Linked DNA regions of Homo sapiens: all the other regions are linked to region 3. A link is a contact called in ENCODE Hi-C or POLR2A ChIA-PET data. All regions are on one chromosome and are shown on one strand. Each heading gives the region's core, a stretch centred on a gene start or an enhancer-like site at or near the end of the contact. The rest is flanking DNA. Distances are from core to core; before and after follow the strand shown.

Evidence for each region. Hi-C counts contacts between places; a loop is a spot of excess contacts on that map. ChIA-PET counts read pairs that join two places held with the same protein, here RNA polymerase II (POLR2A). Pooled maps may share reads with other maps.
Region 1: a loop to region 3 is called in a pooled map, with 2.4 times the contacts of the local background. The contact joins the promoter of LINC01711 here to the promoter of RAB22A in region 3. A Hi-C loop is called at or near these places in 3 of 168 maps with a recorded cell type or tissue (B cell, dorsolateral prefrontal cortex and heart right ventricle), 1 of 37 single-sample maps with no recorded cell type and 1 of 50 pooled maps. POLR2A ChIA-PET finds 5 or more read pairs at or near these places in 2 of 52 experiments (T-cell and activated B cell).
Region 2: a map of kidney shows a loop between it and region 3 (7-fold over the local background). The contact joins the enhancer-like site here to the promoter of RAB22A in region 3. A Hi-C loop is called at or near these places in 1 of 168 maps with a recorded cell type or tissue (kidney). POLR2A ChIA-PET finds 5 or more read pairs at or near these places in 1 of 52 experiments (HCT116).

The regions. Positions count from the first base shown.
Region 1 is chr20:58,633,380-58,637,665 of GRCh38, reverse strand. It overlaps LINC01711 (long intergenic non-protein coding RNA 1711), which reads right to left and starts at 2,894. Exons shown (of 1, transcript NR_125359.1): 1 at 1,928-2,894. RefSeq lists enhancers at 2,671-2,740, 2,761-2,890.
Region 2 is chr20:58,567,016-58,571,202 of GRCh38, reverse strand. The region is part of intron 6 of APCDD1L-DT (APCDD1L divergent transcript); the gene reads right to left. Among named protein-coding and RNA genes, the nearest start is that of APCDD1L, 54 kb to the right of the region's middle. Within about 2 kb of position 2,527, at least 2 of the 41 ENCODE cell types and tissues checked have a DNase peak (open chromatin) inside an H3K27ac peak, as active enhancers do.
Region 3 is chr20:58,307,934-58,311,935 of GRCh38, reverse strand. It overlaps RAB22A (RAB22A, member RAS oncogene family), which reads right to left and starts at 2,221. Exons shown (of 7, transcript NM_020673.3): 1 at 1,924-2,221; 2 at 814-893. The coding sequence starts at 1,959. It also overlaps the pseudogene PPP4R1L. RefSeq lists silencers at 1,823-2,152, 2,193-2,752.

The DNA.
Region 1 (4,286 bases), core at 1,645-4,144, 330 kb before region 3:
TCAGCCTGGCTGGTGTCCCCTTGCTTTCCTTAGTCCAGCCCTCCAGGTCCCAACCAGCAGGGCTGGGCCAATGGCAATGGCAATGGAACTGAAGATTTTTGTTTTCAACGCAGGAAGCTCCAACAGGCAATCTTCAGCCTTGGGAAGGGGTGGGCAGAAGGGGCCACCCATGTCCGAAGGCGAAACAAGGCTGCTTTGGGATGCGTTTCCCATACGCAGGGAGCCGCTTTTTCACAGCTTTTGGGTCTTTTAAAATGAGAGGCACATGGAGGGTGGAAGAATTTGGTGGTCCCCAATGACCTACGAGGAAAGAAGCATTCCCAGGCTCTTGGCTCAGGCTGACGAAGCATCCAGTTTTTCAAGAACCGGCCTAACTGGGCTTCCCCTAGTGGGGAGGCAGGATGCCGCAGTTTCTTCTGTGCTCAACACCGAAAATGGTCTGTCTCACTCAGCTCTCTCTTTTACAGACAAAGAAGCCGTTTCAGAGAGCTCGGGTGACCTGAGGTCATGGAGAGGCAGAGCCAAGATGGAACTCAGGTCAATCTGGCTCAGTGCCCACCTCCTGGCCACTCAGTCATGTCGATTTGGGGGAAACCTACCAGCATCACCCATGATAATCTTAGTTAAGGCCACTCAGCTGAGAGCACCTTGTAACCAAGTCCTTGGGGACCTCACAGAGCTGCGAGGAATAGGAGCTGGACTCAACCATGGACAGATATTGACAGAGCAGCTACTATTGCCAGGCAGGGATCTGGCTGCTGGGGATGCCACTGGCAGCCAGACACAAGTTCCCTGCCCTGTGACAGACAGGAGACACACACCAAGGGTGATCAGGGAAGGCTTTCAGGAGGAGGTGACATTGATGCAGAGACCAGTAGTAAGCCATGAAGCTGTCGCAGGGAAGAGTGTCACAGGGAGTGGGAAGAGCAGGGAGGGGAGGGAAAGCCGTGAGGCTGGAGTGTGGCAGGCGCCAGAGGTGAAGAGCCTGCCAGGCCGTGAGGACTTCGGGTTTGTTGAGTGTAGTCAGGTACTGCTGTTTCCTGGAGTGTCTACATGTGGGCGTCTCAGGGGCTCCCTCTTCGTCTCTGAAATGCTTCAGGCCCCTGAAGGGCTACGGTTCCTGAAGGGAGCAGTTCCTCCAGGCCAGACACAGCCATTCAGGCCTTCCCAGCTACTGCTATGGAGGTTTGGGGTGGCCTTTCCTTTTAATGTCAGTCTGGTGAGCTCCCACCAACTGGGCCGTCTCATCCGTACATCCTGATGGTCACCTGTGCTTGATACCACTTGCGATGAAAGGATTCCAAAGCCCTTCTCCTGAAATTTCTACAGAACATCTCTCTGTAACACACGCACAGAGGGCAGCCAGGGAGATTTACCAGTGAGAACCCTGCTTCCTTCCCTCCCTCCCTTCCTTCCTTCCTCCCCCCCTTCCTTCCTTCCTTCCTTCTTCCCTCCCTCTCTCTGTGCTCCCTCCCTCCCTCCCTTCCTTCCTCCCTCCCTCCCTCTCCTCCTCCCTCCCTTCCCCCTCCCTCCCTTTCTCTCTCTCTTTTTCTTCCTTCCTTCCTTCTTCCCTCCCTCTCTCTGTGCTCCCTCTCTCCCTCCCTCCTTCCTTCCTTCATTTCTTTTTCCCTCCCTCCCTCCTTCCTTCCTCCCTCCCCTCCCTCTCTGCTTCCCTTCCTTCCCTCCCTCCTTTCCTTCCTTCCCTTCCTTCCTTCCCCCCTCCCTCCCTCCCTCTCTCTCTCTCTTCCTTCCTTCTTTCCCTTCCTGCCTCCTTTACTTCTTCCTTTTCCTCCTTCTTTCCTTCCTTTTCTCCCTCTCTTCTTCCCCTCCCTCCATCCTTTCTTTCTTCCCCTTTGATCTTTTTTGTCTCTCAGCAACAATGGACCTCCAGTCGGCCCTGCTTTTTTCCCAGGAATGTTTATGGCACTCTTTCCCACTTGTTTTTATTTCCAAACGTGTAACAGGCCACCCATCAAAGGATGGAATAGGGAAGAAAGTGAGAAGAGAGAGGTCGAGGGAGCAGTCATCGGGTAGCTGCTCCTGGCCTTTGAGTAAGCCGTTTGCCCACTCGATTTGTCAGTTTGTTTGGCCCTCGATGGGGAGGCATCCATCCTTGACCCTCGGAGAGTCCTGAGAGACAGGAGGAGAGGGGTTCTCCATGGCAGTGAGGGGTTCCCTAGCAGGGACCCTAGAGAGAAACGGCTCCAGACCAGGCTTTCCCGGCTCGGTGCTGCTGACAGTCGGGCTGGTCTGCTGTGGGGCCGTCCTGTGCACTGTAGGATGTCTAGTGACACCCCAACCTTAAACTGTGACAAACAAAATTGAACCCAGACTTGGCCAGGTGTTCCCTGGACACAAAATCACCACTGGCTGAGAACCACAGGTCTCCGTGTCCAGAGGCCCTGCAGGGTGCCCCATGGCCAGTGGCTGTGTGGACTTGGTGGCCCATAAGAGGCTCTCGGTGACGCGGGGCTGCAGCACATCACACGACATGGAGCAGATCCGCCAGCGAGGCCCCGACCCAGGAGAGACTCTGCCCCACAGCAGCAGGTGTGAGGCAGCCCCCCACTCCTGGGCCAGGAGCGTCATCGCCCAGAAGGCCCGTGTGGGTGTCCTGGAGTGGGTGTGGCCTCCTCTGATTACTCAGAAAGGCAGCAGAGGTGCAGAGAAGCCTCTGGGGCCTGCTGCTCTGTGTCCTGTGGCAGCATCAGCCCCTGCGGCGGAGGGAGAGATGCCGGGACAGGCAGTAGTGTGAGTGTTTCCAGCCATCAGGTTCTGTAGGGGAGCACGCAGTCCCAGGGGAGGCCCACTTGGGTCCCAGCGGACCGTTAAGAAAGCTCTCCTCTATGGCTGCCCGAACTGTGGTGGGTATGGCCTGACCTTGACTTCCTGTACACTTTCATTTTTCATTTTTTTTTCCTGGTTCTTGGCTCTGGAAAAAGTGGGAAAACATATACAGTGACCATACTGTTGACGTCTCAGTCAGAGAAGAGGAACGATTTCACAGTAGCTGGGGGAAAGCGCTGGATACCACGTGCACTCATAAATCACGCCCACGTTTATGCATCTGCGGATGTGGGGCCGCAGATATTTTTCCTTTCTGAAGAAGAGAATTTAAGCTCTAGAAACTCTGACAAGGCCCCAGTAAATGGGGGCTTTTCTCCTGCCTGCTAAGGGCAGCTTTCAGAAGAGACGTTTGTCAAATGGAACCCGAGTCACCTTTTCCTGCTCTGCTGGATGGGCAGGAGCCGGGCACACCAGGGCAGGAGTCTCCCCTCTGAAGACCTGACCCCTGGGGAAGGCAAGCAAGATTTTCTTGCAAAAAGTTCATGGAATTAGAGACAAGCAAGGTGTCTTCCTGGGGACGCTCGTGGTACCGTAGCAGCAAGGGCCGTGGCAGGCACAGCATAGGGACTTGACAGGCATCGAACGAGTGACTTCGTGTTCCCAAATTGGCAGGATGGTTGACTTCTGTGTGCGGAACATTTCCCATCGCCCATCTGGCAGCCACGTGCTTCTGCCCCGTCACTGTCACTCCCTCTCTGAGTCGAGCTCGCAGTCACTAGGCTGCGAAATGACTGCTGAATACACTATCGATCAAACAGCACATGTTTTGAACATCTATCATGTATATGCCACTGGGTTAAGACCTAGAAAGTATATGGGGCTTTGGGGAGGGGAAGGAGGTTCTTTTAGGAAGGAGGGCAAATGCATGGCACACCTAACCCCACCCTCCCCTCCCATGCTCCTAGCAGACACTGCTAAACCATCACCACATGTGGCGCTTCAGAATGCTGGTTGACAGAGAGCTCTGGGCTGCTCCTCCTTGGGAAGGGCTTTCTGTGATATGGCTCTGGGAGGTAAGGGGCCACCCACTTGACTAGCCAGATGTGCCACAGGGATCCTGGTGATCAATGGTGTAAAAGACATCACAGAGCAATCACCCACATGTCACCCTATTCTGCTATTCTGAGTATTAGAGACCTTTAGGAGGTCATTACAGCAGTGGCGGTGAGAGAATTAGAGGCCTTTGGGAAGACACCCACCCCTCATAATACAAAGAATCTTAAGAGGCAAAGTCACAGATGATGACGGCCAGTTGAGACCATGACAGTAGGCCCAGGCTTTCTGTGGTATGGCGGCTCACCTCCACAAAGGCAACCCTGAAAGACTTCCTGGAGGTGGTGATGTGCCATTGCGTTAGCAGTTTCCCCTCTCCTAGGTGAGACAGTGCCAAATTCCTACTCCTTACCGGAGCCTTCCAGACCTTACCGTTTTCCAGCCAA
Region 2 (4,187 bases), core at 1,278-3,777, 260 kb before region 3:
AAGCCCCCAAACCCACAGAAAAAAGAATTTCCAAGGAGGGCGGTAAGAGTCGCAGAGACAGGGCACACCCCAACCATTTCAGCCTATAGGTGAGCTGAGCTTCCTTCCCCCTGGACCTTAATTTGAGAAGAAAAAAAAGAAAAAATCTTCAATCTCATGATCTAGAATTCATATTTTTAGCCCAGGACAGAAATGCAAAGGATAAGTGCGGCTATTCGACCAAGTCTCCCTTCTTTCTTGGTGCTTTTCAAACCACGTTGGTTCTGAGAGTTCTTTCCACATCTCTGTGGGCTTGGGTTGTAAATGCCTGGCTCCTGGGACTGTCAGTGGCTGGTGGGGGGTGGGGGAGGGGGGCTGGGGTCTGACTGATGACCCCTACCTTTGGAGCTTCTCAAATGAGGGTTCCATCCACGATCAGCAGACGGCAGTGCTCTCTCCCCTCTGGCCCTCCCCTGAACGCTTTGCTCCCTGTCCATGAATGGGAAAGAAAGTATGCCTGCCAAGTACTCCATTTCCAAACAGAACAGGCAGAGATATCGCTTGCAGAATTCCAGATGTTGGTATTTGTATTATTGGATCACAATTACATTTCACAAAAATTACTGCAAAGAAAAAAGAAATGACTGCTCCCTAGAAGTGAGATTTATTGTCCGTTTCTGTCCTTTGTCTGCCTCCTCGCATGGCCTCATCTCTCACTGGGCCTCTGGTGATTTATTATTTCGGGGACCCCAGAGGGGACACAGTACTGCCTTTCTGTAAAGGTCACGTGGTGAAAGCCAGCTTTATCCGGGTCAGAAATTGCCCTCAGACACCAAGGGGAAACCCTGGATGAAGTTAATCAACATCCACCCCATGGCAGGTCGGTGAGCCCACGCTGGGCGGGAGAGGATTGACCTCGTGGTGGTCGGACCTTTGCACCACCCGCTCCTCTCCAGATGAAGACATTGATGTTTTCATATCATTTGTGGTTCTGATCTGATCTCCCCTCCCAGAAGAAATCCTAAAAAATTAATGCTGTATGGAATGATGCTTTCAAAAAAAGTCATTTCGCTTAGGCCTTTGTTTTTCTCCCATAGATGAGGGGAGGGGGGACCTCACATTTCTCCATAGCCAGCCCCTGATCTGCAAGCTGAGGTCCCAGGGGTGCCCAAGTGGGAGTTCAGGGCCTGTTTAGCATGACCACCACGCGGACAAAAAGGTAAAGGGAGCCAAATGGCAACTCGACCTTGCCCCATTCTTCCGGTTACGAGGCACCCGCAGGGGTTGTCCGAGGTGACACTTCTAAGCTTTGGCAGCCTTGAAACCCACTGCCATACCAGCCACATCTGCGAGGCGACTACATGACCTTGGAGGAGGGAGGGAGTTTCACCCACACTGTGCTGGCCAGGACCCACGTGCACACACTTCACGTTAACCAGCCCACGGCACTACAGGGAGCATCTGCAGGAAGACTTTGTTCCGAGTCAGAGGGCCCCCAACCCCCCCAAACTTCCCTTTTTCTCCAGTTAAAGGGACACAACCAGGTAGGTAGAGCTGCCCAGGAAAAGCCTCTTACGCAATGACACGAGGGAAGTGGTGTGAGCAGTAGAGGGTTCTTGCAAATCGTCCTTAATTCCATTAATAAATGCCTACAAACCCCAAACGCAGCGTTGCCCCTTCCTTGGCTTAGGAAAAAGAGTTAAGAAAGATCATCAGCAGAAATGTGCTGGCCTATGTGGGTCTGGGTCTGGGACTGGGTACCCAGGGCCGGGGCTGGCAGCCTTTCATGGAACTAAGCTGGAGGCCCCAACTCCCGGGCACTCCGGATGGAGCTCTCCTGCGGCTCCCAGCACCCCGACGGCATGGGCAGAGGAACACGCCGGGATCGGTACAATTATGGTGACTGACTGTCTGCAGCTCGATATTAATCTTTCAAAAAGGCTCTGCTTTGTAGGGAAGGTATTAGGTGGCTCCAACAACTTCTTAAAAACGTTCCTCTTTCTTTACAGAATGTCAAGTGAGATTTCAAGGGGGAATACTTCATAACCCAGGTATGTTTTCCTTAGGGCAATAAACCGCCATTGAATTTACACGCCTGCCCCCCAGACCTCTGGATTTCTAGCCAAAACCTTCATCTGTTTTTCAGAGAAAAAAAAAAAAGGTTGGGGGAGGTGTTTTCTTCAAATGCACGGAAGGCCTCTCCTGGGTGGCAGAAGGAAAGTTAGGCAAACTTTATAAATCTAGCGGGAGAGCTGTTTTTGGCAGTGCTGGAAAGTGGAGTGGGGTTTTTCTGTCGGCCTCACTTAAAACATCACCAAGCGGGCCCCCCGACGGCCCCGGTGTGCGGAGGGGTGGGTGGGCGCCCATGTGTGGAGGAGGCAGGCTGGCTGTGGCTCTGGACAGCCACCATCCTGTCTCAGCCCCCACAAGGAGGGTAGAGTGGGAGAGGGTGGGACTGCATGAGGAGGGAATGCTGGAGTTAAGTAAGGAGCAACAGCTGCAGTCCCGGGGAACAAAACGAGGCAGGACCCAATGGATTTCTCATCAACTGTGTGGGAGTCATTGGCAAAGGGAGGTGTCCGCACACCCCCAGCTCGACCCCCTCCTGCAGCAGCACCAGCAGGGAGACCCCACAAGTGCGGCAAGCTCGGTGCAGAGATGACCCCCATCCATGGCCGGTGGCCAGGAGGGTGGCAGGTGAGGGCTCTCTGGGGGAGGAACGGGTATCTTGGGAGACCACAGCTGTGCAGCTGGGAGGAACAGCCAGGGGCCGGCGCCTGCTTTCTGCTGAGCGGTGGGACTCGCCCAAGGTCACAAAGTGAGTTAGGAAGAAATAATCAGCTCCTGGCTCTGTCCCTAACAAGCAGAATCCTATAAAAAAGAAGAAAATGACTCTGGGGATTTGAACAAAGAAGCCAGGCTATAAATCCACTCTCCATACAGCTGCCGGTTGATCTTCCTAAAATGCAAATCGGATGCAGGCCCACGGCCCCGAGATGCCCTTCAGAGGCATCCCAGGACCCTCGGGAGAAAGACCCGAATCCTTATCCATGGGCACAGGGCCAGATGGTTCTTGGCCCCAGACATCTGGACCCACTGCCAACTCCCCTATGTCTATACCCCAGGCATGAGGCCCCCTTGGAGTTCTCTGTTTTTGTCTGTCTCTGTCTCTCTCTCTCTCCCTGTTTCTCTCAGCCAGAAACTCATTTATTTATGCAAAAAAGATTTCTCAAGCCTGGCCTTGATACCTGGCCTCATGCTGAACACCCAGGATACGATGGTGCACACATAGTCCCTGTCCTCATGGGGCTTCCAGTGATGTGAGGGAGGACATTCACCAAATAATCACATAGATATTTTCAATGTAAATGTATGGGCCAGCGCAGAAAGGTGCAGGGGACCTGAAGGGCATGTAAGAAGAGGCCCTTCTTTAGAGAGGGGTGGGGGAGATCTCTGGGAGCCGCAGGGTGGCTACAGGGGGCAGGAGGCACAGGTGAGTCCGAGCCTGGAGGCTGAGAGGAAGGAGGCCCCTGTCCAAGGGGAACAGTGCAGAGCAAGGAACGATGTCTCCCAGTATCCAGGCTCCCGGCCTTCCCCGCCATGGATGCCACCCACTGCCCTACCCGACATTCGCCTTCCTGACGGCCCTAAGGCTCAAGTCTAGGCTGGGGCTGTGAGTCATGACGGACCACGACAGGTCACAGGCACCGAGCCCTTCGAGGGCAGCTGCCCCTCTTCCCTGTCCCCTTCATTCCCACCACAACCCGTGAGGCAGGTGCTGGGAAACCGAGGACAGGAGAAGCTCAGAAACGTGCCCAAAGTTACAAATCTAGTAAATGGCAGAGCTGGGATTTGAACTGGAGGGTGTGGGGCTTCTGAGGCTTCTTTCCCCACCCTCTCCTGCCTTTCATCCCTGCACCCCAGCACCTGTGCTCTGGCCAGCCCACAACACTGGAGACAATGAGAGGAAGCAAATGAATGAATGAGCCACTGAGGAAATACAGTTGGCTCACACTTCTCTGGGTGATGGCTGGGCCTCTGTTCATAGGGCCCGTGGTGTCCCCAGGCTGAGAGGTGGAGACGGAGTCTCCTGGAGGGGCAGGAAGGAAGTGGATGCCATCAAAGCCGTAGAAGAAACAGTGTCTTAGCTAATTGCCTGGCCTCCTGAGAAGTCGCACAGCCACGACCAGCCCAGAGGTTGAGCTCCG
Region 3 (4,002 bases), core at 972-3,471:
ATAATTTCTCAGGGGACAATCTTATGGCAGTTTCTCTCCTGGGCTGTAAAATATTTCTCTATTAGTCAAAGAATGATCTGCATGGAGCACAAAGGCCAATTTTATCCTAATGATGGATAACATAGATTTTTTCTTTAAATGCTGGAAACCATTTGAGGGTTTGATGATTAAAACTAGAGCACAGCACCTATTTAGTTTTATAAGGTTAACATAATATTAAAGCCTATAAAACACAACTTCTTATGTAGTCAAAGGATTAGTATTGCAAAATGAAAAGTTTTCTTATAGCGTCAAAAACATATGAACAATCAACTTTACTTATCCATAGAACCAGAGAACTGAAAAAACCTTCCATTTCAATATGAATTTATTAATTTATTATTACTACCAGTACAGGAATGTGTAAGGGTTCAGATCTCAACCTACTACTTTCAGGAAGGACAAAAACCATTTAAATGTCTTTTACTTGATATGCCTGAAAGAATAGCACCAGGATCTATTTTCATCTGCCTTATTTCAAGGTGTAATTGCTGTTGATATTTATAGACCGAAGCTTCTGTGTCTGTTCTAATAATTAGTAGAACTCCAATTCATATTTGCATTTTGAAGTTCTCACCCCCAACAAGTCCGAAGATAATTTTCCTAAAATACACAGATCCTCACTGGACTCTTTCAAGTCCTTCCAGAGATGATGCGAACCAGCGACTCAGAATTCAATGACTACAAAGCGCAGGGCCTACACCTGTAACACACTATGTATTTGGAAGGATTTTCAATGCACCTTTAGATGTGTATCAAATAAAAGTCTCTTACCCTATTGTTGGGTTGATGTTTGGATCAAAACTGTCTTCCACAAACCGCCACACAATACTCGATTTACCTACACCTGTATCCTGAAAGAGAACGAGATGAGGGACTGAGAAAAAGTTTACCTTTTGGCAGACACCAAAAACTACTTTGTGGCATAAGTTCAGGATTTTAGAAAAATCACCCTAGACGTGTAAATTTTATAAACGGAGGAACACAAAAGCGGTTGTCATAAAAATTCAGTAGAGTAATTAGGAAATTCCAACTGTACTAAAAGGGAGAGGTTTTTGCCGTTAAGACAGATTAGGACCTTTTGAGAGACCCAAAGTTTCTGCTTCGTGTAAAAAGTAACAAGTCCACTTGCTTTTTAACATATGTTAGTAAACTTTGAACTCCTGAGTTACCTCTGAGTAATCCCTGATGAATCCTAGCCCCACCCTATTTGGGGGAATAAAGATTAGTTATTGGAGTTCCTGCCGATCTTTAAGGCAGAAACTCTGGAATGACAGCATCAATTTCAGAAAGAAGGCTTTGAAATGGCCAACACCTTGTCTTTCCTGACAAGACAGGAAGCTGAAGCTTCAAACTAGTCTTTGGGGCTTCCTGATTTGAACACCCCTTTTCTCCACAGGAAGAGTTACTTGGCAAAGTAACTCTTTGGACAAGTGGCAGGGGTATCCCACAAGTTCAAAAACACCCAAGAGACAAAGTAGGCTAATGCTGCTTGTAAAACCTAAAGACCTGTTATTGGTTTTACTTTGGAAGACTTGGCCAACTCCCAACTAATACCTTGGTAAGTTGGGAGAAAACTATTTAAGAACCTCTCTTAACCCAGATGCAATAGAGAGGCAAGGGGGGGCTGTTTGCTCTTTGTGGGGCGGGAAGAGTCCACGGGCTCCAGGGAGGGGAAGGGGAAGGGTCCCTTCGGCCTCCAGGACCTTTTCGAGAGTGCAAGAGGTGGGCGGGACGGCTCCCGAGCTGGAGGGAGGGTCCACGGGGCTGGCAGACAGCGTCTTGGACGTGGGAGGGGGGAAGGGATGAGGGGACAGGGGGGATCCGGGGTCCCCGCCAGCCCAGCCTCCCGTGGCCCTCCCGGCCGGACCCGCCGCCACTCACCCCGAGCAGACACACTTTGAGCTCCCTCAGCGCCATGGCCCGGGAGCCAGGGGCGCGGGCCCGCCGCCGCCCTAAGTTGAGAAGGGAGAGGCCAGGCCCAGCAAGAGCATCCCCTGGCGCCGCTGCCGCCGCACGGCCCAGCCCCGGTCCGCGCAGAGGCGGCTGCCGCCCGTCCTCCGGCCGTAGGTCCGGCCTGTCCGCTGCCAGCCGCGTGGGGCCCGCCTTAGCAGCCGGGACGCCGCCGCGGCCTTCCGGGAGCCGCCGCCGCCGCCATCTTGGGACGCCGGCCGCGTCACCTGACCTCCCCGCCCACCTCGGCAGCCACCTTCGCTGAGAGGGCGGGGCCGGCCGGCCGGCGCGGATCGGGGGCGGGGCCCGAAGCCGACGGCCCCGCCCCTGTCTGCAGGGCCCCGCCCCTGTCTGCAGGGCCCCGCCCCTGTCTGCAGGGCCCCGCCCCTGTCTGCAGGGCCCCGCCCCTGTCTGCAGGGCCCCGCCCCTGTCTGCAGGGCCCCGCCCCTGTCTGCAGGGCCCCGCCCCTGTCTGCAGGGCCCCGCCCCTGCCGGTCCCGCCTCCATGCCCATCCCAAGATGGCGGGTGAGTGGGGCTGGGCTCGGGGGATGCCAGGGGTGCCCCTCTCTCTCTCGCCCCGTGACCACCCCGCGAGGCCGAGGGGCCCCTGCCCGACCCCGTCCCCTCTCGCCGCAGCCCCCTGGTAACTTCTTGTGTGTTTCTTGGTTTTCAGAGATCCCCCTGTACTTTGTGGACTTGCAGGATGACTTAGACGACTGTAAGTAAGAGTTGGGGCACCCCTGTCCCTCCCTGGGACCCTCTCAAAGAATTCAGAGTGCACGAAGCGCGGGGCGGGGGAACCTCAAGCCAGGCACTCCTTGTCGGGACCAGAACAGCGGGACCCCCAACTGCCTAGATCCACTGGTGGCGGTCCCTCCTCCCTGGGCGGGGCGGGCTGAGGGTGGGAGCCCTTCCCTTCCCTCGGGGGAAGGATTTTTGTTGTTGGGGAAACTTTGGACTCCCTGTCACTTCTTTTCTTCCTGCGCCTGCAGCTGCCGTGGGATGGGCGGAGGGGGTAGTCCCAAGTCCTAGTCGACCCTGGGCGGGCGGGGGGTCCGCCACCTGGGAGGTGGGTGACTTCCCTCTCAGGGCCTTGCCCTTTTCCTAGGGACTTTTTAGGACTGCTGGGGGGTTTGGGAGGTCCCCCTCTCGGTGTGGCCGGTCACGGAGTTGCACGGACTTCTCAAGTGTCCTGGCCACAAGCCCGGCTCCATCTCTTATCCCATGGAGCCCATTGGCCCCCGCATTTCTTGGGTGGGACCCTTGTCCCTTCTTGCCCTCTTTTTTGGAATCATGTTAAGGGCTGGTAGCTGGGGGAGGTGTCATCTTAGAAATCCAAGTTCGCATTTCTGGTGAAGGAAGGAAGCGTTTTCTCTCCTGTCAAGAAACTTACTGAGCAGCTATTTGCTCTGGGGGCCACGTGTTGGGCTCCGAACCTGCAAGGATGTGTTGAAAACAGCTCTACACGCAGGGAGCTCACAGGGTGTGGGGAGAGCCTACTTGTAAACAGAAAATTACCGAGCACCGGAGTGCTTGCTGGTGAAGAAGCCCTATATAAATCATCCAAATAGCTAACATTAATTGGGGGCGTACTGTACGCCAGTCATATACAGTACTTCCTCTCATCTTTCATTCCACATCTTCAGGTTTCCTAATAGTAAGAGTTGGTGTTTACTGAAAACTTACCATGGACCAGACAGCGTTAAACTCTTTTTTTTTTTTTTTTTTTTTTGAGACGTAGTCTTGCTCTGTAGCCCAGGCTGGAGTACAGTGGCACGATCTCGGCTCACTGCAAGCTCCACCTCCTGGGTTCACGCCATTTTCCTGCCTCAGCCTCCCAAGTAGCTGGGACTATAGGCGCCCGCCACCACTCCCGGCTAATTTTTTGTATTTTTAGTAGAGAAGGGGTTTCACTCTGTTAGCCAGGATGGTCTCGATCTCCTGACCTCGTGATCCGCCCACCTCGGCCTCCCAAAGTGTTGGGATTACTGGCGTGAGCCACCACGCCCG